Linked DNA regions of Homo sapiens: region 2 is linked to region 1. A link is a loop called in an ENCODE intact Hi-C map of the cell type or tissue named here. Cell type or tissue: dorsolateral prefrontal cortex. All regions are shown on one strand. Each heading gives the region's core, and the rest is flanking DNA. Links, peaks and the distances in the headings are about the cores only.

Region 1 (2,905 bases), core at 204-2,703:
TCGAGACCAGCCTGGTCAACATAGTGAGACCCCTATCTTTATTAAAAAAAAAAAAAAGAATATTTTGTTAGGTATTTTACTTTGTTTTTACAGCTATTGTAGAAGGGATAGAATTCTTGAGTTGATTCTCAGCTTGGTCGTTGTTGGTGTATAGCAGTGCTATTGATTTGTGTACATTTATTTTGTAACCTGAGACTTTACTGAATTAGTTTACAAATCTAGAAGTCTTTTGGAGGAGTCTTTAGGGTTTTGTAGGTGGGTGATTATATCATCGGCAAACAGAGCTAGACTTCTTCTTTTCCAATTTGGATGCTCTTTCTTTCTTTCTCTTGCCTGATTGCTCTAGCTGGGAAGTTTCCCTGTTTCTTTTGGTTTTCATTTTTGAAGCCTCCCGTGGCATGTAGGACTTATATTAAACACATCACTATGCTTTTCTCTTAATTTGTTTTTTGTTACAGGTGGCTCAGCCAAGAACCTAGTGATGGGTGAGGAAAAGAAATCTTCTCAGCTGGGCTCAGTGGCTCATGCCTGTAATCCTAGCACTTTGGGAGGCCGAGGCAGGTGGATCGAGGCTGAGGCAGGAGAATTGCTTGAACCTGAGAGGTGGAGGTTGCAGTGAGCTGAGATCACGCCACTGCACTCCAGCCTGGGTAGCCTGGGTGACAAAGGGACTTTGTCTCAAACACACACACACACACACACACACAACACACACACACACACACAAAACAAAGAAATCTTTTATCTCCTGCAGGGTTTCTATGTGATTTTTACTTGAGCAATACAAGAGTATATTGTCCAGGTGAGCACCCTGAGACTAATGGTGAGGGTTGACCCTGAGTTCCACATTGGTTGGCATTCATATTTCTGTTTCTTTCTTCCTCTTTTTTTTTTTTTTTTTGGAGACACAGTCTTGCTCTGTTGCCCAGGCTGGAGTGCAGTGGCACGATCTCGGCTCACTGTAACCTCCACCTCCTGGGTTCAAGCGATTCTCCTGCCTCAGCCTCTCAAGTAGCTGGGATTACAGGCTCCCACCACCATGCCTGGCTAATTTTTGTATTTTTAGTAGAGACAGGGTTTCACCATGTTGGTCAGGCTGGTCTCGAACTCCTGACCTTGTGATCCTCCTGCCTCAGCCTCCCAAAGTGCTGGGATTACAGGCGTGAGCCACCGCACCTGGCTATGTTTCTGTTTCTGATTGGGGAGGTGGAGCTACTGACCTCTGGATGGAGGAAAAGATGCTCTGTGGCCACCACCAGGCTCTAACCTTTTATTTCATTGATTCCTCGGAGCCAGGATGAGAGGTAGCATCATAATCCTGATTAGTGGACAAGAAAACTGAGGCTCCAGAACACTGAGTGACTGGTTCAAGGTCCACACCTGCAAGCCCAGAGGCTGCCTATGGGGCGGGGTAAGGGGCACAGGATCATGCCCTTCATACAGTCCCCGCAGTCCTGGAGGTGCTGCTCAGTGCACGACGCCAGGGGGCGCCATGCGCATCGAAGAACCCTCTGTGGTTTCCCAGTCCTTGGGGCTGCAGCTGCTGCCTTCTTCGACCGATTTCTGCGGAGATGGTTTCGTGAGGACAGCATTATAAATGGGAATGATCCATGATACTCATGACTGGGCCCTTGGGGACTGGGCCCCTGCCAAGCCATGTGATCCAAGGCCTCCTCGTACTTGCTTTCCTTTCTGTGATGTCTTGCCTGTGCCCCAGCTGCCTGTGCTGTGAATTTAATTCCTGCAATAGGAATCTCATAAATGCATGGGTGGCCAGGCAAATAGGTATAAATAAGTAAAAAAGTTGTGCCTCTGAAGCTCTCCGTGGGGTAACTCATCCTCAGAAGAATGTTTATGGGCCTGAGCTGGAAAGGGAAGAAGTGCAAGTTCCATCCTCAACAAGGTGCCTGTTGGCAATTTGAGCTGGAAGTAGGGTCAGGATGACATAATAGTGAAGTGACGGGTCTGTGTTCCAGTCCTGAGCCAACCACTGTGTGCGTGTCAAAAATAGCCACCATGCTTCATTTCTCCCATTGTTGAGGCATATTTTTCCACTTCTTTTGGACCAATACGAAGTGATGGAAGTGAGGACTTGTGGCTTCCAAGCCAGGCCCTCAAGAGGTCTTGCCCACTTCCACATTCTCTCTCTCGGACCTTGGTGTGATATGAGCCTGGGTTAGAGTGCAGGGGGATGAGAGACCATGAGGAGGAGAGTGTCCCAAGCAAGGCCATCCTAGACCAGCCTGTCCCCATCAGGCCTGCCAGCTGACAGCAGACTCCTGAGAAAGCCAAGTCCAGTTGAGTTCAACCTAGCTCAACCCTGGCCAGCAAAACCACACGGCGAACCTGCAGATCCTGAACTGTAATAGAGGCTTATCATTTTATAAGTCATTCCATTTAGATTAGTTTATTATGCAGCAACAATTAACTGATATGGCCAATTATAGTGAAATGGTCATGGTCCATTTGCATACTCTGTGAGCCTCAATTTCTTTTCTTTTTTTTTTTTTTTTTGAGATGGAGTCTTGCTTTGTTGCCCAGGCTGGAGTGCAGTGGCATGATCTCCGCTCACTGCAAGCTCTGACTCCCAGGTTCATGCCATTCTCCTGCCTCAGCCTCCCTAGTAGCTGGGACTACAGGCGCCTGCCACCACGCCTGGCTAATTTTTTTGCATTTTTAGTAGAGACGGGGTTTCACTGTGTTAGTCAGGATGGTCTCGATCTCCTGACCTCGTGATCCACCCGCCTCGGCCTCCCAAAGTGCTGGGATTACAGGCGTGAGCCACCGCGCCCGGCCGCCTCAATTTCTTTATCTGTGAAACAGGTAACGCTATATGATAGTAGTCTCTGTCCCAGAGAAGCAATATGAGGAATAAATTAAATGTTCATAAGATTCTTCTCACAGT
Region 2 (2,905 bases), core at 300-2,799, 150 kb after region 1:
GGGCGGACAGGAAGGCGCAGGGGGCCAGGTGGAAATCTTTTCCTTGAACCGGCCCTCGCCCCGCACCGTCAAGTCCTTCCCACTGGCAGCCCCTGTGCTCTGCATGGAGTATATCCCGGAGCTGGAGGAGGAGGCGGAGAGCAGAGACGAGAGCCCGACAGTTGCTGACCCCTCGGCCACGGTGCATCCAACCATCTGCCTCGGGCTCCAGGATGGCAGGTGAGGGGCCCGGAAGGAGGGGTGAGAGCAGCCTCTGCAGGGCTGGGCAGTGGGTGGGGGCTGTCCCTGTAGCCTTCCGGATCTGCCTGTTGCCCACCAACATTCTCTGCCCCTGGTCTCCAGGAAGGTGGGCACCAGAGCTGCCCAGTGTGGGAGCCAAAGTGTCGGGAGCGGCCTGCAGTGCAGTTGCCTGGCTCCTCCCAGGCAGAATGGCTGGCTCTTTTGCCTCCCTGAGTCCTCTTCGTGACAGAGGTGTCAGGGAGGGTACCGTCCCAGAAAACCATGGAAAAGTGAGCTCCCGCATGGTGGAGCTATGGCCTGGCCACACAGCCGAAAGGCGTGGCTGAGAGGGGTCAGCTCCCTGGGGCCCTCTCCCTAGGAGGGCATGGGGGCAGTGAGTGGGTGGGAGTGCTCAGTGTGTCATGACCGCTTCTCCAACCTCTCCCCGCAGCATCCTCCTCTACAGCAGTGTGGACACTGGCACCCAGTGCCTGGTGAGCTGCAGGAGCCCAGGTCTGCAGCCTGTGCTCTGCCTGCGACACAGCCCCTTCCACCTGCTCGCTGGCCTGCAGGATGGGACCCTTGCTGCTTACCCTCGGACCAGCGGTGAGGACTGGGGGGAATGGGGGAAGGGGGGCAGTCCTGGATGCCAGCTGGGTGCCAGATTCTCTACCAAGAGAGGATACAGGAGGCTGGGCAGGAATGAATTGGGAAATCTCAGTGCTGAGGGCATTTGGAGATCCGTGAGCCCCGCTGGGGTTCAATGGGTGGTCCCCCATATGTGAATACCTGCTGGAATAGGGTGCTCACTACCATGTGGGCAGTGGAACCTGTTGACAGGAGACTGTAGTGGATAAGAGAGGTACTCGCAGGTTGGAGAGACCTGGCTTCCCGTTCAGGCTTTGCCCGATGACAGCTGTATCCCTTGTTGCGTGGCCTCCCTTCTTTGGTGCCTGGGACTCTTCATGAGAATAAGGGCAGTGCCCACCACTCATGGGTCCTGGAGGGTTAGACAACTCCATGAGGGCAAAGCACAGGGCCAGGCCAAGGGCTCAGTGGAGTCAAGTATTTCCATCTGGGTTGTTTTATTGAGCCATCCCTAGCACAGGTTACGATGTCAGGAGGGCAGGAGGGCAGGGCTAACCGTGTTTGGACTGCTGTGCTCCAGGGCAGGGGTAAAGTGCTTAATGCGTGTGTGTTATCTTAATTCTCATGCACCCCTTGAGAATTTCCTTTGCTTTACTGAGATGATGCTGACTGGAGACCAGACGCACCTTCTCCCCAGCCATGTGGAGTGCTGTGGTCCCCATCCTCTGGGCTTGTTCAGCCCCGATTTGATGAAGGGGGCTGAGTAGAGAGTGTAGCCAGCCCCCAGTCCCCTGGAAGGGGCAGAGGAGCCTGAAGGGCCCGCAGCGTCTCTTCTCCCCTGCCTTTTCCGCCAGCCAGGCTGTGATTGCCGCGTCATCACAGCCTGTTACAGGGTTATAAACGGATATTTGTACTGAGCTAATTTTTTTTTTTTTGCCACTTGGCACTGTGTTGGTATTTTTAATTAGCTTTTGATAAGGCATTTATAGTTTTTAATTAAAGGGGGAAGAGGGAGGGAAAAAACCCTTCTCACCGTCAGACAGAGCGTGCATGTGAATGTAAATATGGGCTCAGATCTGCGGAGACTCATGGGGAGTTCTAGAGCGACCACTCCCAACCGGCTCCCACGGAACACTGTGAGCCCGGCCTGTGCCACCCTGGCGCTCTGGTCCCCAGCTTGGGTTGGCTTTGGCCCATTCCCTCTTACTGCTCGATTCACCAGTTTGGGCACCTGGGTTGGAAGGAGGTGAGGCTGCCCTGACAAGGACCACAAATGGCAGACATGTAGCGTCGCATATCCTAGAGGCTGGAAGCCTGGGGTCCGTGTTTGGATGGGTCATGTGCCCTCAGAAGGCACTAGGGAAGGGCCTTACTCCCAGCTGCTTCAGGTGTTTCCTTGCCTGTGGCAGCAGAACTCCAGCCTCTGCATGGTGTTTTCCCTGGCTGTGTGTCTGTGTGCAAATTTCACTTTTTTATGAGGACACAAGTCATATTGGATTAGGGACCTGTCCCTCTCCAGTATGAACTCATCTTAACTAATTACATCTGCAATGACCTTACTTCCCAAGGAGGTCATATTCTGAGGTACTGGGGGCTGGGACCTCAACATACAGATGAGGAGGCACAGTTTACCCCAAAACATGGGGTTTGGGGTCCACCCATTGGCTTCTAGTCTGGGGTTGGAGCCTGTTAGTCAGGACCAAAAGAGCCACTGGGACCATTGAACCCCACGCCCTCATTTTCTGGATGGGAGCAGACTGTCCAGAGCCCCCTGACTGAGCTGAACCTGCACCCAGTACCCTGCCTCCCAGGCTGAGCTCTCTGCAGATGTGAGGGGGCTTTGGCTTGTCCAGGTAGAGTGGAGGACATGGGGTCTGAAGGCTGAGATGTTCTACCAGCTTTCCTGCCTTGCAAACATGTGTGTACCAAACGCTTACTGAGCACGTACTATATGCCATGGACACAGTGGTGAGCAAAATGGACAGGCCGCCTGCTCTCATGGAGCTTACAGTCTATAGAGGGAGAGGGAATCGGTTAGTAAACAAGCAGAAGTATAAGACTGTACATGATGCCGAGGGCTCCGACGGAAAGGAAAGAG

What was found. A loop is a pair of places that touch in the nucleus more often than their neighbours do. Peaks named below come from ENCODE experiments on the same cell type or tissue, not always from the same donor. Only the 100,000 strongest peaks of a DNase experiment are listed, where the experiment ranks them.
Region 2: a loop joins it to region 1, with 3 times the contacts of the local background. A loop is called at or near these places in 5 of 110 quality-filtered maps.

The regions. Positions count from the first base shown.
Region 1 is chr1:17,501,013-17,503,917 of GRCh38, forward strand. No RefSeq gene overlaps it. Among named protein-coding and RNA genes, the nearest start is that of ARHGEF10L, 37 kb to the right of the region's middle. In dorsolateral prefrontal cortex, for the core only: CTCF peaks have their summits at 1,493 (motif pointing right) and 1,695; a DNase peak (open chromatin) is centred at 1,489; H3K27ac peaks cover 729 bases.
Region 2 is chr1:17,655,884-17,658,788 of GRCh38, forward strand. ARHGEF10L (Rho guanine nucleotide exchange factor 10 like) reads left to right here. Exons shown (of 29, transcript NM_018125.4): 24 at 1-219; 25 at 671-825. Among named protein-coding and RNA genes, the nearest start is that of LINC02810, 60 kb to the right of the region's middle. In dorsolateral prefrontal cortex, for the core only: no CTCF peak of the experiment used is centred there; no DNase peak of the experiment used is centred there.